Linked DNA regions of Homo sapiens: all the other regions are linked to region 3. Evidence: read pairs that join two places in POLR2A ChIA-PET (ENCODE). Cell type or tissue: MCF 10A. All regions are shown on one strand. Each heading gives the region's core, and the rest is flanking DNA. Links, peaks and the distances in the headings are about the cores only.

Evidence for each region. Peaks named below come from ENCODE experiments on the same cell type or tissue, not always from the same donor. Only the 100,000 strongest peaks of a DNase experiment are listed, where the experiment ranks them.
Region 1: POLR2A ChIA-PET joins it to region 3 with 5 read pairs; 3 of 35 experiments call an interaction of 5 or more read pairs at or near these places.
Region 2: POLR2A ChIA-PET joins it to region 3 with 14 read pairs; 1 of 35 experiments calls an interaction of 5 or more read pairs at or near these places.

Annotation. Positions count from the first base shown.
Region 1 is chr5:155,348,708-155,356,691 of GRCh38, reverse strand. No RefSeq gene overlaps it. Among named protein-coding and RNA genes, the nearest start is that of KIF4B, 340 kb to the right of the region's middle. In MCF 10A, for the core only: no CTCF peak of the experiment used is centred there; no DNase peak of the experiment used is centred there.
Region 2 is chr5:155,525,474-155,533,457 of GRCh38, reverse strand. No RefSeq gene overlaps it. Among named protein-coding and RNA genes, the nearest start is that of KIF4B, 520 kb to the right of the region's middle. In MCF 10A, for the core only: no CTCF peak of the experiment used is centred there; a DNase peak (open chromatin) is centred at 3,867.
Region 3 is chr5:155,399,319-155,407,302 of GRCh38, reverse strand. No RefSeq gene overlaps it. Among named protein-coding and RNA genes, the nearest start is that of KIF4B, 390 kb to the right of the region's middle. In MCF 10A, for the core only: no CTCF peak of the experiment used is centred there; DNase peaks (open chromatin) are centred at 3,832 and 4,192.

The DNA.
Region 1 (7,984 bases), core at 1,801-6,800, 51 kb after region 3:
ATCTGGTCCTGGCCTTTTTCTGGTTGGTAGGCTTTTTATTACTGATTCAATTTCAAAACTTGTTATTGGTATGTCCAGGATTTCAATTTCTTCCTGTTTAAATCTTGGGAGGTTGCATGTTTCCAGGAACATCCATTTCTTGTAGGTTTTCTACTTTGTGTGCATAGAGATGTAATACTTTCTGAGGGTTCTTTGTATTTCTCTGGGGTAAGTGGTAACATTCCCTTTGTCACTTTTTTTTTTTTTATTATACTTTAAGTTTTAGGATACATGTGCACAACATGCAGGTTTGTTACATATGCATACATGTGCCATATTGGTGTGCTGCACCAATTAACTCGTCATTTAGCATTAGGTATATCTCCTAATGCTATCCCTCCCCACTCCCCTCACCCCACAACAGTCTCTGGTGTGTGATGTTCCCCTTCCTGTGTCCATGTGTTCTAGAACTATAAATACCGTTCGACCCAGCCATCCCATTACTGAGTATATACCCAAAGGATTATAAATCATGCTGCTATAAAGACACCCTTTGTCACTTTTGATTGCATTTATTTATTCTTTTTTTCTTCATTAATCTAACTATCAGTCTATTAATCTTAATTATTCTGTCAAAGAACCAACTTTTAGTTCTGTTTCTCTTGTATGGTGTTTCACATCGATTTTGTTCAGTTTAGCTCTGATTTTGGTTATTTCTTTTCTTCTTATAACTTCAGGGTTGGTTTGCTCTTGTTTTTCTAATTCCTCTAGGTGTGATGTTGGGTTGCTAATTTGTGAGTTTTCTAACTTTTTGATGTGGGTATTTAGTACTATAGTTTCCTTTTAACACAGCATTAGCTGTGTCCCAGAGATTTTGGTATGTTGTATCTTTGTTTTCATTAGTTTCAAAGAATTACTTGATTTCTGCCTTAATTTCACTGTTTAACCAAAAGTCATTCAGGAGCAGATTGTTTAATTTCCATGTAAATTGTATGATTTTGAGAAACCTTCTAGTATTGATTTCTATTCTTATTACTCAGTGGTGCAAGAGTGTGGTTGGCATAATTTTGTGGGTTTTTTTAATTTATTGAGAATTGCTTTATGACTGAGCAGGTAGTCGATTTTAGAGTATGTGCTATGTGCAGATGAGAAGAATATATTTTCTCTTGTTGTTAGGTGGAGAGTACTGTAAATGGCCGTTAGGTCCATTTGGTCAAGTGTCAAGTTTAGGTCCCAAATATTTTTGATAGTTTTCTGCCTTGATGATCTGTCATACTGTCAGTAGAGTGTTCAAGTTTCCCATTATTATAATGTGGTTGTCAAAGTTTCTTCATAGGTCTCTAAGAACTTGTTTTATGAATCTGGGTGTTCCAATATTAGGTCCATAAATATTTAGGATAGTTAAGTTTTTTTGTTGAGCTGAACCCTTTATCATTATGTAGCGCTCTTCTTTGTGCGTTTTGATCATTCTTGGTATGAAGTCTGGTTTATCTGAAATTAGAATACATTTTTCTTCATTCCTTTTCTTTGAGCCTATGGGTGTCATTGCATGTGAAATAGGTTTCCTCAAGACAGCATTCGATTGGGTTTTGCTTCTTTATTGTGCTTGCCACTCTGCACCTTTTAAGTGGAGCACTTAGCCTATTTACATTCAAGGTCAGTACTGATATGTGTGGATTTGATCCTGTCATCACATTGTTAGGTGGTTGTTATTTAGACTTTATTGTGTAGTTGCTTTATAGTGTCAATGGTCTATGTACTTAAGTCTGTTTTTGTGATGGCTGATGATGGTGTTTTCTTTCCATTTTTAGCCCTTCCTTAAGGAACTCTTGTAAGGCAGGTCTGGTGGTTACAAATTCCCTTAGCATTTGCTTGTCTGGAAAGGATTTTATTTCTTATTTGCTTATGAAGTTTAGTTTGACCAGATATAAAATTCTTGGTTGGAATTTCTTTTCTTTAAGGATGCTGAATATAGGCCCCCAATCTCTTCTGGCTTGCAGGGTTTCTGCTGACAGGTCTGCTATTTGCCTGATGGGGTTCCCTTTGCAAATAACCTTCCCCTTCTCACTACTTGCCTTTCATTTCTTTTCTTTTGCATTGAGCTTGAAAAATCAGATAACTATATGTCTTGTGGATAGTTATCTCGTACAGTATCTCAGTGGAGCTCTCTGAATTTTCTGAATTTGAATGTTGACCTCTCTAGCGAGGTTGGAGAAGTTTTCAGGGACAGTATCTTCAAAAACGTCTTCTAAGCTGCTTGCTCTCTCTCCCTCTATTTATTTATTTATTTATTTATTTGAGATAGAGTCTTGTTCTGTTGCCAGGCTGGAGTGCAGTGGAACAATCTCAGCTCACTGCAACCTCCACATCCTGTGTTCAAGCAATTCTCCTTCCTCAGCCTCCCAAGTAGCTGGGACTACAGGCACATGCCACCATGTCCAGCTAATTTTTGTATTTTTAGTAGAGGTGGAGTTTCACCATGTTGCCCAGAATGGTCTCGATCTCTTGACCTCATGATCTGCCTGCCTTGGACTCCCAAAGTGCTGGGATTACAGGCATGAGCCACCATGCCCAGCCCTCTCTCCCTCTCTTTCATGGATGCCAATAAGTCATAGATTTGGTCTCTTCAGATAATCTCATATTTCTCATAGGTTTTGTTGATTTTTTTTATTCTTTTTTCTTTATTTTTGTCTGATTCAGTTGATTCAAAGAACCAGTCTTCAGGCCGGGCGCAGTGGCTCACACCTGTAATCCCAGCACTTTGGGAGGCTGAGGTGGGCGGATCATGAGGTCAGGAGATCGAGACCATCCTGGCTAACACGGTGAAACCCCGTCTCTACTAAAAATACAAAAAATTAGCTGGGCGTGGTGGCGGATGCCTGTAATCCCAGCTACTTGGGAGGCTGGGGCAGAGAACTGCTTGAACCCAGGAGGCGGAGGTTGCAGTGAGCCAAGACCATGCCACTGCACTCCAGCCTGGCGACAGAGTGAGACTCTGCCTCAAAAAAAAAAAGAACCAGTCTTCAAGCTCTGAGATTCTTTCCTCAGCTTGTTCTATTCCGTTGTTAACATTTTCAACTGTAGTATAAATTTTTGTAGTGAGTTTTTCAGCTCTATCACATCAGTTTTCTTCCTTCTTAAAATGGTCATTTCATCTTTCATCTCTTGTATCATTTCACTGGATTCCTTAGATTCCTTGGATTGGATTTCAACTTTCTCCTGAATCTTGATGATCTTCATTGTCATCCAGATTCTGAATTCTAAGTCTGTCATTTCAACTACATCAGCCTGGTTAAGAACCATTGCTGAGGAACTAATGCAGTCATCTGGTGGTTAGAAAACATTCTGGCTTTTTGAGTTGTCAGAGTTCTTGCACTGGTTCTGTCTCATTTGTGTGGGCTGATGTTCTTTTACTCTTTGAAGTTGCTGTCTTTTGGGTGGGGCTTTTTGCCTTCACATTTGATGCCCTTGAGGGTTTGACTGTGGTATAAGTTGGGTTCAGTCAACTGGCTTTGTTTCTGAATGATTTCCGGGGGCTCTGGCTCACCTCAGCACTGCATGCTGTAACCCTAGGGGGCTGGACCCAAGCCCACTGCTTTATTCTGTGGCCCCTTGAGATTAAAGCACCTGCTGTGCTGGAAGAGCCAACATGTTCCCAGTCTCTGGCAGCAACACTTTGAAGGGGTTGCTAGCAAAAGTGCTTTGGTGGGGTGGTGGCAGTGGGGTCTGCATTCATGCACACACACCAATAGTGGCTAGGAGGCAGTATGGTAGGGTCCAAACACACACACACACATGCATGTGCTGCCAGCAGCAGGGTAGTGAGGTCTCCATGCATCCATATACCAGCAAAGCAGTGAGGAGATGCTGCAAGTGGGGCTCATCAGTAAAATGGTGGAGGGAGGCTGCTGGTGGGTACACATCAGCAAGAACCCATCTGCTATATCTCTCCAATGGTTAGGCAGGGTCTACCAGTGAAGAAGCTATGTCAGCAACCACCAGGAAGTACCCCAGTTAGGCATCCAAATCTGTACTGCAAATGAGCATGGCTAGTGAGGGACCCTGGAAGAGGCTGGGGAAAACAGGGCACTCAGATTAACCTGGTCACATCTGTTGGGCAAGACAGCCCTTCTCTGTCCATGTCCAACAGTTAACGAAGGGCAGACTTACCTAAAGGAGTGTGGTGAGCCTTGGGGAATGGGCATCTCTGGCCTTGCTCCACTGAAGCTGTTATGACATCAAGCCCTCTGGATGCTACACAGGCTGGAGTCATGTCCCTGCCACTTCTCTAAGCAGCTCGCTCTGCCAGCTCAAATGTCCATGGGGGTCATGGGGTCTCCTGCCGCTGGGATTCTGGAGGTCTGTAGTGAGAGTGGGCCTCTCCTCTCCTATTTAACTCACCCCTTCTTCAGGAGTTGCTGGGGGATGGGAATGAGTCCTGGCACTCAGGAGTCCTGTTCAGGGTTCCCAGCTTCCTCCCCCTCCAGCCTGGGGTCTGCATTCTCTCTCTACCCACTCTCAATGCCCTCCTTCAGAAGATGTGCTTGGAGGGGGATGGTCTTCTTAATGGTCAGGTCTTTCAGTGGCAGATGCTCTTCCCAACTGCATCTAGTCAGCCATCTTGGCTCCCCTCAAAACTCATTATTATTTTAATTGGCATCCCCTTTATAACACATTATTTGGAGCATTTATTAATATGTTTATTTGCCATGTGGATAACTTCTTTGGCAAGGTGTCTTTTAAGGTCTTTATCCTTAAAAGGTCTTTATCCTTTATCCTTTTAAGATCTTTATCCTTAAAAGACACCTTACCAAAGAAGTTATCCACATGGCCAATATGGTTTCTTATTGCTTGTTTTCTTATTGTTGAGTTTTAAGAGTTCTTTATATACTTTGGACAACAGTGCTTTAACAGATGTATCATTTGCAAATATTTTCTTCCCATCTGTGACTTGTCTTCTCATTCTCCTGACATTGTCTTTCACAAAGCAGAAGTTAATTTTAAATGAAGTCCAGCTTATTGCTGGTTTACTTTCATGAATTATGCCTTGGTTTTATATCTAAAAAGTCACCACCATACCCAAGATCACCTAGGTTTTCTCCTATGTTATCTTCTAGAAGTTTTGCATTTACATATAAGTCTGTGTTCCATTTTGAGGTAATTTTTGTAAAGGGTATATGGTCTTAACCTGGATTTATTTATTTATTTTTGCATGTAGATATCCAATTGTTCCAGCAACATTTATTGAAAAGTCTATCTTTGCTCCAGTATTGCCTTTGTGCCCTTGTCAGAGAAGAGTTGACTATATTCATGTGGGTCTATTTCTGGTCCATCTATTCTGTCCCATTGATCTATGTGCATATTCTTGGCTAATGTCACACTGTTATGATTGCTGCAACTTTATGGAAAGTGTTGAAGTCAGGGCTGGTCGCAGTGGCTCATGCTTGTAATCCCAGCACTTTGGGAGGCTGAGGCGGGCAGATAACTAGGTCAGGAGATCAAGACCATCCTGGCTAACTCAGTGAAACCGCATCTCTACTAAGAAATACAAAAAAATTAGCCGGGTGTGGTGGCAGGCACCTGTAGTCCCAGCTACTCGGGAGGCTGAGGCAAGAGAATGTCGTGAACCCAGGAGGCAGAGCTTGCAGTGAGCTGAGATAGCACCACTGCACTCCAGCCTGGGCGACAGAGCAAGACTCCATCTCAAAAAAAAAAAAAAAAAAAAAAATGAAAGAAAGCCTTGAAGTCAGAGACACTATCAGTCCTCCAACTTTGTTCTTTAATATTGTGGGTCTTTTGCCTCTCTATATAAACTTTAGATTCAGTTTGTCAATATTCACAAAGTAACATGCTTGATTTTGATTGGGATTGTGTTGAATCTATAGATCAAGTTGGCAAGAACTGACATCTTGACAATATTGTGTCTTCCCACCCATGAACATGAAATAGCTCTCCTTTCATTTAGTTCTTCTTTGATTTCTTTCCATAGAGTTTTGTAGTTTTTCTCAGGTAGATATTACACATAATTTGTTAGGTTTATACTGAAGTATTTATTTTTAAAGTGCTAATATAAATAGTATTGATTTTAATTTCAAATTCCACTTGTTCATTGCTGATATATAGAAAAGCAATTGTTTATTGTGTATTAATCTTTTATCCTGCAATATTGCTATAATCACGTATTAGTTCCAGGAGTGTTTTTTGTCAATTTTTTCCAGATTTTCTACATAGACAACCATGTCATCTATGAACAAAGACAGCTTTATTTTTCCTTTTCAATCTTATATCTTTTATTTCCTTTCCTTGTCTTATTACATTAGATAGGACTTCCAGTACAATGTTGAAAATAAGTGGTAAGTGGGGGTATCTTTGCCGTGTTCCTGATGGCAGTGGGAGAATTTCTAATTCCTCACCATTAAGTGTGATGTTAGCTGTAGGATTTTTGTAGATATTCTTTATCAAGTTGAGGAATTCCCCACTATTTCTAATTTACTGAGAATTATCTGTGTCATGAATGGGTTTTGTCAGATGTTTTTTCTGTATTTATTAATTGTGGAATTTTCCTTTTTTAGCCTGTTGATGTAATTGATTATATAAATTCATTTTTGAATGCTGAACAAGCCTTGCATATCTGGGAAAAAAATCCTACCTGATAATGGTGTATAATTCTTTTTACGCATTGTTATATCCAATTTGCTGATATTTCATTGAGGATTTTTGCACCTATGTTCATGAACTATTGGGTTTTAGTTTTCTTTCCTTATAATGATCTCATCTGGTTTTGGTGTTAGGGTAATGCTGGCATCATAGAATGAGTTAGGAAGCATTCCCTCTGCCTCTATATTCTAAAAGAGATTACAGAGATTTAGTGTAATTTCTTCTTTAAATGCTTGGTAGAATTCACCAGTGAATTCATCTGGGCCTGGTGTTTTCTGTTTTGGAAAGTTATTCATTACAATTCAATTTTTTAAATAGATAAGCCTATTCAAATTGTCTATTTCTTTTTGTGTGAGTTTTGGCAGACTGTGTCTTTCATAAAATTGTTCCATTTCTTCTAGGTTATCAATCTTGTGGATGTAGAATTGTTCATGGTATTCCCTGATGAGGTCTCAGTCTTCCCGTGAGCCTCTGCCTCTGGACTGTGAACTTTGTAAGTGATTCTCAGATTTTTCAATCCTGTTAGGTGGCATGTAATAGCTGAGGGTGGGAGAGGTTGGAGTTAGGTACTTCCCTTTTCCCAGTAGAAGGCTAGAGGGCACTGGAATTGGGTACTTCCCTTTCCTCAGGTCACTTAGCCTCTGATAAAACTCCAGCAGTTAGGGGCTAGTTAAATAGATTCCCCTGAGGGCAGCCTTTGTTAAAAACAGAGTGCACTGGCATATTTTAAAATGACTCCTCCCCTCTTCCTGTTGGAAGCATGAGGAGCTTTACTCTGATATTTACTCTGAGAACCTGGTTTGACTCCAGGAAATAAAATTCACAAAAGTGTGGGGATCTTCCTATAACTGGGTCCTCCTGAAGTTTTTAACTATCAGAGCTGCCTATACTGAGCTTCCTGCAATTCATCAATTACTGTTCAGGTCTTCCAACCCCAGCACTGTTTCCACTCTTGAGTCTCTGCTCTAGTAAGCCCTGATTCCCTGTATTTACCTGTCTCTCCAATCTTGGGGTTAGTAGTGTGCCCTCACCTCTCTTAGAGGCCCAAGAAGAGTTGTTGATTTTTTAGTCTGTTTAGATTTTTATTTGTTGTTAGGACAGAGTGGAAACTTCCAAGCTCATGCAGAAGCAGGAACCAGAAATCTGCCATATGTTCAACTTTGGTAGACAATGTCAAACTTTTCCAAAGTGGTTGTACCAGTTTACATTCTCACCAGCAATGTATGAACATTCTTGTTCTCAAATTTTTGACAACATGGTAATATCCATTATTTTTAAGCCTTTCTGTTGTATCTCATCTTGGCCTTATTTTGTATTTTCCCTAATTACTAATAAATTTAAGCACCTT
Region 2 (7,984 bases), core at 1,465-6,464, 130 kb before region 3:
AATAAATGTTAGCTTCCATTATTATGGCTATGATCATTATTATTAGTAATCTGGAAAGGAGAGGGATATAGAATATAGCATCCTCCACATTTAGGAGTCTATAGAAATCTCTTATTCATTGACTTGTGAACTTTCTCACTGGGGGCTAATATTTCTCATTACACCACCTGAGAAATCCTGTCTAGGATGATCCTCTGGTCCCTTCCATATCTGATGTCCTGTGACTTCACAGTAAAGCTTCCAAACATAGGCTCCCATACCCTGAGCAAGCATATAAAAAAGCCCATAACAAGTACTGCATGAGCGTTTGTTGAATGAACACATGAATGATTCACTTTTAAAGTCGAGAACATCCAGTTCACAGGCTCAAATTACAGCCCTGCCTCCTAGCTGGAGGTGTTTTTCAGAGTCTGCGGTTTGGATATTCTAACAGGGAAATATGAACTTTCAGTATATCTTCAAATGCTCAGTGTTATCCCCTCCCAGGCTAATTTGCCTGCAATCATCCAAGCCGATAGCTGCTTCATTCATTCACTCATTTATTCATCCATTTAACAAATATCTACAAAATTCCCCCAAGTTCCATGCATTGTTACAGCAATGAGGAGATGATGATGAATCATTCACAGAACATGCCTTCACAGTAACTGCAGTCTCCTAGATGATAAAAGATATGTACAGTAATCATAATTTAAGGTGAGTAGTGGGGAGAGCAGCCACAGTTTAATGCATTCACAGATGACAGTTGCCTTTGAAAAGCAGGAAAGTCTTCAGGAAAAAAAGGCATGTGGCATTTAATGTGGATTTTAAAGGATCTGGACACATGGATATTTTAGGCAGAAGGAATTCATGAATTAATACCCCCATAATATCAACAACCTAAATCATAATACAGGCCCCATCATATGCCACAACCTAGCAGTGTGTGAAGCCCTGGAATTATGTCACAGGTCTGCCACATACTAGTCACTTGGACTAAGAAGGTAATCTCTCCCATTTTCTTGATTACTTGTAAAATGTGAAAATTAATGTGAGATGAGTAAGCAATGGTAATACTTACAATTTATTTAGCCCTTGCAAAATTACAAGTACCATTTTAAGCCTTTTATATGGATTAGCTCATTTAATCTTGACAACAAACACATTTCTCAGGCAAAGTAGTTTGACCAAGGTCAAAGAGCAATGAGGATTGAAACCTAGACTTTTCCTCAATTCCTTCTTACGATAGACCCTGACCAAATCTTACTAATTGGTATTATCTCCATTGTTCCAGCGAAGAAGCTAAAGCCCAACAAGATTAAGAAACTTGCTGGCCCAAGATTACACAGCTAGTAAGTTTCAGGTCTGGGGTTCAAACTCAGAACTGTTGGATTTGCTTGCCTGTGCTCTTAAAGACCTCACATGTTCTTAGGATGACAGCAGCAATAGCATCAACAATAGCAACAGCAGTAAATGTCTATAAAATCACTTAATATGTGCCAGACACTGTTTTTGCATTGCATATAGATTAACTCATTTAGTCCTCATGATGATCCCATGAAGTAAGTACAAGTGAGAAAAGTGAAGTATGTGGAGCTGGTAGGTAAATTGCCCAGAGCCATACAGCGAGGCATTGGCACACCTGAGACTTGTACTCAGGTAATCTGGCTTCAGACTCTGAGTTATTAACTATGACTCCATAATCCTTCTTTACAGGAAGGGGTAGTGGTTAACGGGATGCATTTTGGAACTTTAAAACCACCTATCTTACTCAGGAGAAGCTCTAAATAATCTAAATTTCAAGGGCGACATATCTATAATACAAAGTGTTCCATGAGGATTACTCCTTTTCTCAGTTGGGTTGTTCATATTGTCATTAGATAGACTGAGTAGGAGTTAGGAAAAGATTTCATCAAATGAATGAATGATGTGGAACTTTCCATATGTTTAAATTGACTTTGTCTATAAGCACCCTCATAGATGACATCTCAAAACTTTTAAAATAGGAGCATAGGCCGGGTGCGATGGCTCACTCCTGTAATCCCAGCACTTTGGGAGGCCAAGGCAGGCGGATTATGAGGTCAGGAGATCGAGACCATCCTGGCTAACATGGTGAAACCCCGTCTCTACTAAAAATACAAAAAAAAAAAATTAGCCGGGCGTGGTGGCAGGTGCCTGTAGTCCCAGCTACTCAGGAGGCTGAGGCAGGAGAATGGCATGAACCTGGGAGGCGGAGCTTGCAGTGAGCCAAGATCATGCCACTGCACTCCAGCCTGGGCAACAGAGCGAGACTCTGTCTCAAAAAAAAAAAAAAAAAAAAGGAGCATATATCCAGTGTGTTATTGCATTTGTGTGCTTACACAGTATATATAAAAAGAAGTGGAGGTAGCTATTAAAAGTATGATAGCCAAGTTAAAAAATACACCTTAAAATTAGAAAAGATTAGAGTTTCCAAAGCATAAATGAAAGGAATCCTATGGAGTCTTTTTATTTTTACCATTTCATGTTCTGTAACCTTCATTTTAATGGTAGCTATCATCTTCTCAAATGTGGTAGGCATTTTCTTAAGCTAGCAATGATCATCAACCCTTGGAATTAAAAGGCACCAATAATCATCTGATAATTTGTGCCAGTGAAGCCATTTTCCTGATGTTTTCTTTTGGTCATTTGTATTCAAAATTGTGAAAAATGCATAAGGTGGATTTTCTGTTGAAAACAAAAGGAAGATGTATTTTGGCTAACTGCTTTGTGCAAGAGTTGTTTAGGAAATAAGAGCTACTGTTAAACGGCAAGATAAGTGTGCAATTAGTGACAACTGTGGAGGAATTAAAGAGCAGGAAAATATTACAGTGAGTCTAAGCTAATGGCATGAAAATAAAAACTCTTCACTCTCAAGGCAATCTCCTCTGCCTCCTTGCTTTATATTTAGAGCCCTTTTCAATTGACTGCAGGTCATGAAAAACAAAAAAGAAATTATCATCCATCTTTTGCTTGCATTTGAAACTGCAATATGAAGTCATTATTAGTAGAAGTAAGTCATTTTAAAAGTTTATTACATCTATAATACATATAAAATATTAATAATGGTATTTATTGAAATATAATGATAACTAACAATTCCTGAGAATCACTATGTGCCAGGCTCTATCCTTGTTTCACAAGCATTAGCTCATTTAGTCCTCACAATGTATAAGGATGAGTCATGTTAACCACTGAGAAAATGACAGCTCAATGAGCTCAAGTAATTTATCAAAGACCATACAGATTATCAGGGGTGAAGCAGGATTCCAGCCTATGGCCATCTGACCAAAAACCTGCTCTCTTAATGGCCATTCTGTATGCCAGTTTTTCCTGTTGTTATTTCCTCTAGGCTTAAGCAATTCACTTGAAACAGCAGAGAAATCTAATAATGGCTACATTATTATTTGATAGTTGCATATATTTGAGCTTCTCAAAAAGGAAGTTCTGAAACACAGGAAAGTGCCTGGGATACTGAAGCCACAGGGTTTATAATAATGTCCCTTCTTGGAATCTTAAACCTAGTCAATGACTTAGGAGTAATCGGTAATTAAAAACATTATTTTTACATTAAAACTAATCAGATGGAGTTGATGAAATAGAAGTCATATGCATTTTTAAGGTAAAAAATGAGGATTCAAAGAAATGTTGGATTCAGCGCTATCTCCCAAAAGGGCTAAGGCCCACACCTAGAAGCGTGATTCATCCTTCTCAAGTCAACATCACACCTTACCCCGCCCAGCATCCTCCTCCTTCTGATGGTAGCACTGTGATTTCCCTCTAGGGAACCATCCCTCATACACACTCTCACTTCTGGTGATTCAGGATGGATCCCATTCCTGGCTCTATGGAAAGCCTGTGAACCAGATCTGACCAATGGGACTCAATTATAGAGTCCCATTATAGGTAATTGGGAAAGAGAAGTTCTTTGTCTGGACTTGAAGCTGAGAGGAGGATGCCCTGGAGCTGCTCTGGGCCATCTGGCCACTACACGGGCAGAGTTTGTTAAGAACAAAGCCCACACAGAGGAAATCAGAGCCAAGTGATGGGGCAAGACTAATTCCTGCTGAAATTGTTTGAGTCTGGCTATGCCTGAGGCTAACTCCTGAACTTATTAGCTATGCAAGCCAGAAATTTTTTGTGTGTGTAAATGTGTTTGTGCTTCTGTCGCTTGCAGCCAAAAGTATCCTAATACTGTGTCCATCAATCCATTTGATTATTATGAAAACTCAGATGTCAAGCTGTTGGCAAAGGATGGAGAGAAAAATTCAGGGCTGCTGGTGGTGTTTCCACAATCTAGTTTATCTTCATATCATGGGAGAAAAAGGATCAGGACCCTAGAAAAAGGAGAGGCTTATGGAAATGAACAGTCAGGACCCTCTACACTTACACAAGCACATAAATCAAGCAATGAAATTAAAATGATTTACCCCGCCCCCCACAAATGGCCAGGATTCCCAGAATAAATAATTCTTTCTGTTCCCATCATAATACAATCGTTGATAGGCCTGGGTAGAAATGACCTGCATGATGAGACAAAGAAGAGAATAAATGTGAATTATCAATTATCCTACCCTTTAAGAAAACCATTTGCTGTTTTAGCAAAGAGAGAAATAATTTAAGAATGATGCTTGTTTATACGTATTTCTACACACCTGTTCTATTATTCAAAGAACCTGAGTCTAGAACTGGCTGTGATTTTATTTGTTGGGCTCTTAACTTGGAAACTTTATTACCTGTTAGCTCCATAAAAGTAGAGTGGTGGCCAGGTGTGGTGGCTCATGCCTGTAATCCCAGCACTGTGGGAGGCCCAGGTGGGTGGATCACGAGGTCAGGAGATCAAGACCATCCTGGCCAACATGGTGAAATCCTGTCTCTACTAAAATACAAAAAATAATAATAATAATTAGCCGGGCATGGTGGTGTGTGCTTGTAGTCCCAGCTACTCAGGAGGCTGAGGCAGGTGAATCGCTTGAACCCGGGAGGTGGGGACTGCAGTGAGCTGAGATCATGCCACTGCACTCCAGCCTGGTGACACAGCAAGATTCCATCTCAAAAAAAAAGCAGAGTGGTATCAAAGAATGACCAATGTCAAAGAAAGCTAAGCTAAGCTCTGAAATCCAATCTCAACTGTGTTAACTATTGCCGTGTGGGATTGGGATTGTGACCTTGAAGGTATCCCCAGGTTTGGCCTGGGGGTCCATCAGTTTCTTTCCTGATGGTCAACACACTCTCATCACCTTTGCCAGACCAGTCTCCCCTTCCCCTTGAACTAATTTCTACCAGCTGTCTCAAATCTTGCTGTTCTACCTACTGGGAGGCCCTCTTCTGCACCTGTCTCAATCTCACCTCCCTCCCAGCATCCATTTTAAGTCCTACGTACTCTGCAAAGTCCTCCTTACTATCTCAGTATACACTTATTTTCTCCTTCTGAGTTTTCAGAGCACAGAATACCAAGGAGGATGGTTTCAAGTTATTTAGTCCAACCCCACCCTCTTCCCACCAATCTGTGGTTTATGTTTTTAGCCACTGTAAGCATACATTCCTGCCTGAGGCCTGAAATTCATACACATGAATGAGAGGTGTAGGAAGGAAGAAAATGGGGCTAAGGTACATATTGAATGTAGGACTCGCTGAGTTATCATGTTTTCTGAAACATTACCCACACACACACATACATACACACACACAAGCCAAACTGTTGGCTGACAGAACCCTGTCAGGACCATGGACCACCAGTCTGGAGCCTGTTGTCTATCATCTCAGCCATGCCATGATAACGAATCCTAACTGAAAACTACAGTTATGTGGAGCACACTATTTCCCATTCCATTTACTTCAGCTCTATTAGAAATCCTTCTTTAGAAATCAATTAATACCTAGAGTCTTTGCTGCATGAGGAAGCACTCAACCATCTCAAATCTCTTGTATCATTCCACAGGTATTTCAAACGCATTAATAGTCTTATTCCCTAAATGTAAGCTTTTTGAGAGCAAGACACAAGCTGTTATGTGGCACACAAGGTTGGATTAGAGATTGATTTTATTCCTTCGACTCATGCACCATATACTGACTATGGAAGTGTCTTGTTTGAACATAATTTCTCTGGAGGCCTATTTTAGAAAATGACAAATGAAGTGGCAAAGCAATTAAATCCAAAATGCCCACCCACAGGATGTTGGAGAGGATCTCTCATTTCATCCAGAAGTGTTGATTATGATATGATTTTGTTGTTGTTGTTTTGATGTGTCTGGAAAGTAAAAATTCCTCAAGCATTCAGCACCCTGAAGTTATGCATAAATGTAGCAATTAAGTTTTCTTTTTTCCCAAGCTGGTGTCAGGAGGAATAAAACACCAAAACACATTAAATCCACTTAGGCAAGGCAGGTTTTAAAAAAAGAAAAACTTTAATGGGCCAATATCTTGTCAATAATTCTCAGCTTCAGTTTAAAAACAGATATCATGGTTATTTGACTAATTTTCCTTCCATTTTCATATACTTTGGAGGTTTTCTTACCTATGCCATCAGCCAGGTTAGGTCCTACCAACTCTCAAGTGAGGCTCGTTTAGTTCAGTGCAGCCAATCAGCGCCAAAGGGCACAGCTCAGAAGTCCTAAACATCCTCTGTAAGGGACCAATAAAGAGAACACGCTTGCTAGCCATTGCTGACAATAGAATGAAGGAACAATCAGGGTCTCAAAAAGTCCCTTAAAGAAAAGCACCTGTGGCCGGGCTAGGTGGCTCACGCCTATAATCCCAGCACTTTGGGAAGCCGAGGCGAGCAGATCTTGAGGTCAGGAGATCGAGACCATCCTGGCTAACACAGTGAAACCCGTCTCTACTAAAAATACAAAAAATTAGCCGGGCGTGGTGGCACATGCCTGCAGTCCCAGCTACTTGGGAGGCTGAGGCAGGAGAATTGCTTGAACCCAGGAGGCAGAGGTTGCAGTGAGCCAAGATCACGCCACTGCACTCCAGCCTGGGTGACAGATGAGAGTCCATCTCAAAAAAAAAGAAAAGAAAAGAAAAGCACCTGTATCCATGGCTGGAACAGAGTTGACACTTGACTACTGATTGGCAAATGAATGTTGAATGAGGAAATAACTTCCTAATTTGGTTAGGTTTTAAATTTGATAGTTTTGCAACGAAAAGGAAAACAGAGGTAGGGAATCCAGAAATTGATTATTAAATGACATTTACTTATTTTACTCTAGAGTGTGAATGAGACATTATTCTGTTAATGTTGTACATACGTGTGTTTGTTTTTTATAAGCTTGCTCAATAAGAAACTCACCCCCACACATTTTATTTCTTCTGTATGAGCTCATTAATATCAAGAAATAATGCCTGAAAACCCTGTGGGGAAAATACTATTTTAGGTTAATAGTGCTAAATAACAATAATATTTATTGAGTATTTATCATGTTCAATGAACTTCACATATATTTTCTCAATCTTCCTAACAACCATTTGAAATAATGAATATCATCTTCCATTTAAATATGAGAAAACTGAGGCACAGACAGATTAAGTATTTTACCTACAAGAATATAGTTTTTTTTTGAGACAGGGTCTCACTCTGTCACCCAGCCTGGGGTGCAATGGCACAACCGTGGCTTACTGCAGCCTTGACCTCCTAGGCTCAGGTGATTCTCTCACCTCAGCTTCCCAAGTAGTTGGGACTGCAGGCATGCACCACCATGTCTAGATAATTTTTTGTATTTTTTTGTAGAGATGGGGTTTTGCTAGGTTGCCTAGGCTGGTCTCAAATCCCTGAGCTCAAGCAATCTGTCCGCCTCAGCCTCTCAAAGTGCTGGGATTACAGGTGTGAGGCACTGCACTTTGCCCAGATACAATTATTAAATAGGGGAGTTGAGATGTGAACTCTGACTTCAAAGACAGTGAATGTAAACACTGTGTTTTTGAATCCCACCTTTATTGCACCAAATGGTGTCCCAGTGAATCACTTTCATGAGACACTGGTGTT
Region 3 (7,984 bases), core at 1,621-6,620:
AGATCTTTCACCTCCTTGCTTAAATGTATTCCTTTTTTTTTTTTTTTTTTTTTTGCAGCTATTGTAAATGGGGTTGAGTTCTTGATTTGATTCTCAGCTTGTTTGCTGTTAGTGTATAGCAGGGCAACTGATTTGTGTACAATAATTTTGTATTCTAAAACTTTGCTGAATTTATTTACCAGTTTTAGGAGCTTTTAAGATGAGTCTTTAGGGTTTTCTAGGTATACAATCATGTCATCAGCAAACAGCGACAGTTTCACTTCCTCTTTACTGATTTGGATGCCCTTTATTTCTTTCTCTTGTCCTCTGGCTAGGACTTCCAGTACTGTGTCAAATAGAAGTGGTGATAGTGGGCATTCTTGTCTTGTTCCAGTTCTCAGGGGGAATGCTTTCAACTTCTCCCCATTCAGTATAACGTTGGCTGTCGGTTTCTCTTAGATGGTTTTTATTACCTTAAGGCGTGTCACTTCTATGCTGATTTTGCTGAGGGTTTTAATCATAAAGGGATGCTGAATTTTGTCAAATGCTTTTTCTGTGTCTATTGAGATGATCATGTAATTTTTGTTTTTATTTCTGTTTATGTGGTGTATCACATTTATTGACTTGCATATAGTAAATTATCTCTGCATCCCTGGTATGAAACCCACTTGATCATGGTGGATTATCTTTTTGATATGCTGTTGGATTTGGTTAGCTACTATTTTGTTGAGGATTTTTGCATCTATGTTCATCAGTGATATTGGTCTGTAGTTTTCTTTATTTTTTGTTATGTCCTTTCCTGGTTTGGGAATTAGGGTGATATTGGCTTCATACAATCCTCTTTCTCTATCTTTTGGAATAGTGTCACTAGGATTGGTACCAATTTTTCTTTGAATGTCTCATAGAATTCAGCTGTGAATCCATCTGGTCCTGGACTTTTTTTTGTTGGTAGCTTTTTGATTACCACTTCAATCTTGCTGCTTGTTATTGGTCTCTTCAGAGTTTCTATTTCTTTCTGGTTTAACGTAGGAGGGTTGTGTACTTCCAGGAACTTATCCAATTCCTCTAGGTTTTCTAGTTTATGTGCATAAAGTTGTGCATAGTAGCCTTGAATGATCTTTCGTATTTCTGTGGTATCAGTTGTAATCGCTCCTGTTTCATTTCTAACTGAGCTTATTTGGATCTTCTCTCTCCCTTTCTTGGTTAATCTCACTAATGGTCAATCAATTTTATTTATCTTTTCAAAGAACCAGTTTTTTGTTTCATTTACCTTTTGTATTGTTTTTGTTTGTTTGTTTCACTTTCATTTACTTCTGCTCTAATCTTGGTTATTTCCTTTCTTCTGCTGGATTTGGGTTTGGTTTGTTCTTGTTTCTCTAGTTCTTGAGGTGTGACCTTAGATTGTCTATTTGTGCTTTCAGATTTTTTGATATAGGCATTTAAGGCTATGAACTTTCCTCTTGGCACTGCCTTTGCTGCATCCCAGAGATTTTGATAGGTTGTGTCACTATTATTGTTCAGTTCAAAGAATGTTTTAATTTCCATCTTGATTTCATTGTTGACCCAATGATCATTCAGGAGGAGGTTATTTAATATCCATGTATTTGCATGGTTTTGAGGGTTCCTTATGGAGTTAATTTCCAATTTTATTGACTGTGATCTGAGAGGGTACTTGATATAATTTCGATTTTCTTAAATTTGTTGAGACCTGTTTTGTGGCCTATCATATGGTCTATCTTGGAGAATGTTCCATGTGCTGATAAACAGAATGTATATTCTGCAGTTGTTGGGTAGAATGTTCTGTAAATACCTGTTAAGTCCATTTGTTTTAGGGAACAGTTTTAACCCCTTGTTTCTTTGCTGACTTTCTGTCTTGAGGACCTGTCTAGTGCTGTCAGTGGAGTATTAAAGTTCCCCACTATTATCGTGTTGCTGTCTATCTCATTTCTTAGGTCTAGTAGTAATTGTTTTATAAATTTGGGAGCTCCAATGTTAGATGCACATATATTTAGAATTGTGATATTTTCCTTTTGGACTATTCCTTTTATCATTATATAATGTCCCTCTTTGTCTTTTTTAACTGCTGTTGCTTTAAAGTTTGTTTTCTCTGATGTAAGAATAGCTACTCTTGCTTACTTTTGGTGTCCACTTGCATGGAGTATCTTTTTCTACCCCTTTACCATAAGTTTATGTGGGTCCTTATGTGTCAGGTGAGTTTCTAGAAGACAACAGATACTTGGTTGGTGAATTATCCATTCTGCCATTCTGTATCTTTTAAGTGGAGCTGTTAGGCCATTTACAACCAACATTAGTATTGAGATGTGAGGTACTATTCATTGTGTTATTTGTTGCCTCAATCTCTTGCTTTTGTTGTTGTGTTATAGGTCCTGTGAGATTTATGCTTTAAGGAGGTTCTATTTTATTGTATTTTGAGGATTTGTTTCAAGATTTAGAGCGCCTTTCAGCAGTTTTCATAGTGCTGGCTTAGTAGTGGCAAATTCTCTCAGTATTTGTTTGTCTGAAAAAGACCTTCTTTCCTTCATTTATGAAGCTTAGTTTTGCCAGATACAAAATTTGTGGCTGATAATTGTTTTGTTTAAGGAGGCTAAAGATAGGACCCCAATTCCTTCTACCTTGTAGGGTTTCTGCTGAGAAATTTCCTATTAGTCTGCCTGGTTTTCCTTTATAGGTTACCTGATGCTTTTGCTTTACAGCTCATAAGATTTTTCCTTTGTCTTGACTTTAGATAACCTGATGTGCCTAAGTGATTATCTTTTTGTGATGAATTTCCCAGGTGTTCTTTGAGCTTCTTGTATTTGGATGTCTAGATCTCTACCAAGGTTGGGGAAGTTTTCCTCAATTATTCTCTCGAATATGTTTTCCAAACTTTTAGACTGCTCTTCTTCCTCAGGAACACCAATTATTCTCAGGTTTAGTTGTTTTAACATAATGCCAAACTTCTTGGAGGCTTTCATTTTTTAAATTCTTTTTGTCTTTGTCAGACTGGGTTAATTTGAAAGTCTTGTCCTTGAGCTCTGAAGTTCTTTCTTCTACTTGTTTGATTCTATTGCTGAGAGTTTCCAGTGCATTTTGCAATTCTCTAAGTGTGTCCTTCATGTCCAGAAGTGATTGTTTTTTACTTTTGCTTTCTATTTCACTGGAGATTTCCCATTAACATCTTGTATCTATTTTTTTTTTTTATTTCTTTGAGTTGGACTTCATCTTTCTCTGGGGCTTCATTGATTGGCTTAATATTTGACCTTCTGAATTCTTTTTCTGGCAATTCAGAGATTTTGTCTTGGTTTTGATCCACTGCTGGTGAGCTAGTGTGATCTTTTGGGGGTATTAAATAACTTTGTTTTGTCATATTACCAGAATTGTTTTCCTGGTTCCTTCTCATTTGATTAGACGATGTGAGAGGAAAGATCTGGGGCTCAAGGGCTGCTGTTCAGATTCTTTTGTCCCATGAGGTGCTCCCTTGATGTGATGCTCTCTCCCTTCCCCTAGGGATAGGGCTTCCTGAAAACTGAACTGCAGTGGTTGTTATTTTTCTTCCGGATCTAGCCACCCAGCAGAGCTACCAGGCTCCAGGCTGGTAATGGGGAGTGTCTGCAAAGAATCCTGTGATGTGATCCATCTTCAGATCTCTTAGCCATAGATACCAGCACCTACTCCGGTGGAGGCAGCAGGGGAGTGAAGTGGACTCTGTGAGAGTCCTTGGTCATATTTTTGTTATGTGCCCTGGGTTTGTGTTTATTGGCCTCCAGCCAGGAGGTGGTGCTTTCAAGAACGCATCCACTGCCATTGTGTAGGGAGGATTCAAGCTTGCCCTAGGGCCAGGCAGTGGGCGGAGCCGTAGAGCTGCCAAAGGACTGTGTCATTTGTCTTATGCTACCAGGGTGGGTAGAGAAAGACCATCAGGTGAGGACAGGGTTAGGCATGTCTGAGCTCAGATTCTCCTTGGGCGGGGCCTGCTGCAGCTGCTGTGGGGGATGGAGCTGTGGTTTTCAGGCCAATGGAGTTATGTTCCCAAGAGGATTATGGCTGCCTCTGCTGTATCACACAGGTCACTGGTGAAGTGGGGGAAAGCTGGCAGCCATAGGCCTCACCCAGCTCCCACGCAGCTACCAGCTCCAAAGGCTGGTCTCACTCCCACCATGCCCCTGCAATAGCACTGAGTTTATTTCCAGGCAGCTGGTGAGCAGAGCTGAGAACTTGCCTCAGGCTACAAGCCTCCTAGCTGAGAAAGCAAGCCAACTCACAGTTCCTCTATTGTCCCATGGAGTCTGCAACAGCAATCTACCTCCTTCAAAGGGCCTGTGATTCTCTTGGCTTTCCTGGTATGTTCCTGTGGTAGTTCTTGGAGCAAAAGTTCACAGTGTGGGTCTCCACATGCTCCTCTGTTCATCCGAGTGGGAGCTGCAAATTAGTCCTGCCTCCTATCTGCCATTTTCCAACCCTATCCTGCAGTGGAGTTTTTGCGTAGAAAATGCTTTGATAGTCCTTTAACTAAAAAAAATAAATAAAAGTCCTCCTAAGATACTGTTTTTCTGATAAAGCATTTGTGCTCAGGCCTGGAAGTCTAATTTCCTAGTAGTAAAATAAAATATTTCAGTCCATTAATGTAGTACAATTCATCCGGTAAATTCTCTAATAAGTAGGGGGTGGAGGATAAAGATGAGAACTGAGTGGGATTCAACTGTGGCAATTTTCTGAAATGATGAACTGCTCCAAAAAACATCAAGCTTGATCACAGGGTCTCTAAGTTGGAAAGCAGAGGTGATGAGTTAAGAAACTAGGGAAATGAAGGACAGCCATTAACGAGAAGCCAGACGACAACTATACCAGGAAGCAGGAGGGAATGTCCTTGTCAGTCTCACCAAGGATTCAGTAGCATGGTGGTAGGTGTGCTTTTTCCTCTTCTTATCCTGTAGAATCCAGTCATTTTTATTTGTTTCTTCCTTCATTCATTCATTCAACCAGCACATGGTTCTTTAGTGCCTTCCTAGCATTTTTCTAGGCATTAAAGACACATCAACAGACAAATCATCCAACTTATGGGCTATTGGGGAGACAACAGACAATTAAACAAGCATTTGCCGTCAAGAGTGATACTATGGGAGCGTGTGTTAACAAAGTCTAACCTGGCCTCTAAGGTCAGAGAAAGATTTTCTTTTCTTTCTTTTGTTTCTGTTTTGAGACAGGATCTTACTCTGTTGCCCAAGCTACAGAGCAGTGGCATGATCACAGCTCTCTGCAGCCTCTACCTCCCCTGGGCTCATATGATTCTCCTACCTAAGCCTCCCTTGTAGCTGGGACTAATTTCCACAGGAGCAAGAACAACATGGATTAGAAAGGTGAGCCAGGCGCGGTGGCTCATGCCTGTAGCGGATCACGAGGTCAGGAGATCGAGACCATCCGGGCTAACGCGGTGAAACCCCGTCTCTACTAAAGGTGCAAAAAATTAGCCAGGCGTGGTGGCAGGAAACCTTAGTCCCAGCTACTTGGGAGGCTGAGGCAGGATAATGGAATGAACCCGGTGGACGGAGCTTGTAGTGAGCCAAGATGGAGCCACTGCACTCCAGCCTGGGCAACAGAGCGAGACGCCATCAAAAAAAAAAAAAAAAAAAAAAAGGGTGAGAACAGGGTGCAAAATGCTATTTATTCACCAGAAGTGAACCCAAATACCCAAATGTTCACATCCTCAAATAGTGGGCACATTGGTAGGAGTAGGAAGTCTTAAGAACAAACTTGGGAGGTTCACCATGGTGAGTTGAATTAGGTATTTAATAGGTATTTAATTATTTTTATTGTATTTATTTTACTTTATTTTATTTTATTTTTTTTGAGACAGAGTCTTGCTTTGTCACCCAGTATGGAGTGCAATCCAGTGATACAATCCCGGCTTACTGCAACCTCCACCTCCCAAGTTCAAGCGATTCTCCTGCCTCAGCCTCCTAAGTAGCTGGGTCTACAGGCATGCGCCACTGCACCTGGCTAAATTTTTTGTATTTTTAGTAAAGACGGGGTTACACCATGTTGGCCAGGCTGGTCTCAAACTCCTGACCTCAGGTGATCCACCCACCTCGGCCTCCCAAAGTGCTGGGATTACAGGCGTGAGGCACTGTGCCTGGCCTATTTATTTATTTATTTTTGAGACAGGCTGTCACTCTCACCCAGGCTAGAGTGCAGCGGTGCAATCTTGGCTCACTGCAGCCTTGACCTCCTGGGTTCAAGCGATCTTCTCACCTCAGCCTCCTGAAACACACGCCACCATGCTGGCTGTTTTGTTTTGTTTTGTTTTGTTTTGTTTTGTTTTTGTGACAGAGTCTTGCTCTGTCACCCAGGCTGTAGTGCAGTGATGTGATCTCAGCTCACTGCAACCTCCACCTCCTGGGTTCAAGAGATTCTCCTGCCTCCACCTCCTGAGTAGCTGGGATTACAGTCATGGGCCACCACACCTGGCTAATTTTTGTATTTTTTGTAGGGACAGGGTTTCACCATGTTGGCCAGGCTGGCCTTGAACTCCTGGGCTCAAGCAATCCTCCCGCCTCGGCCTCCCAAAGTGCTGTGATTACAGGCATAAGCCACCGCACCTGGCCAGGATTTTCTTCAGAGGAGTAATCAAGGGGTAGAGAAGAAGGTTCCAGGCAGAGAAACAGCATATGCAAAGGCATGAAAGGGCTTGGTAGGTTTAGAGATCGGAAAGATGCCCACGGCATCTGGATAAATACAGGGTGGGGTTGGAGACTTGGATATGAGGCAGAAAACATGCAGAAAGAATTGCTGGAGCCCCTTGAGAACCACAGGCTGGGTCCATTATCCTGAGCCCAATGGGAGCCTCACAAGAGCTTTAAACAGGAGTACAAAGTGGTATGATGGATTTGTGTTTAGAAATATGACCTTGGCTTCTATGTGGATAATTGATTTGATCCTGGGAGTCCCATCAGGGGACCACTGATAATCTGAGCTAAGGTGGCAGTAGTAAAGACAGAGAGAAAGGGATTGAGGATCATTAGGCAGGACTTTGAAATGATAGGATGTGAGCCATGAGGGGGAAAAAGGAGAGGAAGATGACCTCCAGGTTCTAGACTGTTCAATTGAATGAATGGTGAGCAATTGCCCGACCTCCTGCCTTGCCTGATAACTGGCACCACTGTACCCTGCTTGGCCTTATCCTGGACTGGCAGAGCAGTTTGTGATTGCAAAGACACCCAAACACTTCTGACTATAAATCAGTTGTTAGCCAAGAAAATTAAGTCATTATCTGCAATATATGAGAAAACAAAGAGGGGGCACGTGCACACACCCACACATACACTTACACACAAAGATGAAGACACAGAGACAGACAGGCAGACCAACTCATGAATGGGCAAACCTGCTTAGAGGGCTGGAGAATTTATGTAGAGTGGGGAACCTGATCCAAGTTTGTCAAACTAAGGAATTTTATTGCCTATAATTTTCTGTTTCTTTTTATTTATCTCTTTTTTTTTTCTGTGACATCTTCTTTCTTTCCTGGAGCTTTATTATCCTCAATCATTTCATATATTCTTTGTCTCCCCTGTTCTCCAAAATGAACTTTCTTTCTCCTCTGTCAAAACTTGCCTGCTCTGTGTTCTACTTCTTTAGTGTCAGGTCAGCCTTGTACAGCTAATCTCATACAGGATTTCAGGATTGAGTGGTTTAACTGATGATCCCTCAAAGATTTTTTTTTTTTTTTTTTTTTTTTTTTTTGCAGATAGAGTCTTGCTCTGTCGCCCAGGCTGAAGTACAATGGTGCGATCTCAGCTCACTTGCAATCTCCGCCCCAGGGTTCTAGCAGTTCTCCTACCTCAGCCTCCTGAGTAGCTGGGATTACAGGTGCCCGCCACCATGCCCGGCTAATTTTTTTGTATTTTTAGTACAGACGGGGTTTCACCATGTTGGCCAGGCTGGTCTTGAACTCCTGACCTCTGGTGATCCACCTGCCTCGGCCTCCTAAAGTGCTAGTATTATAGGCAAG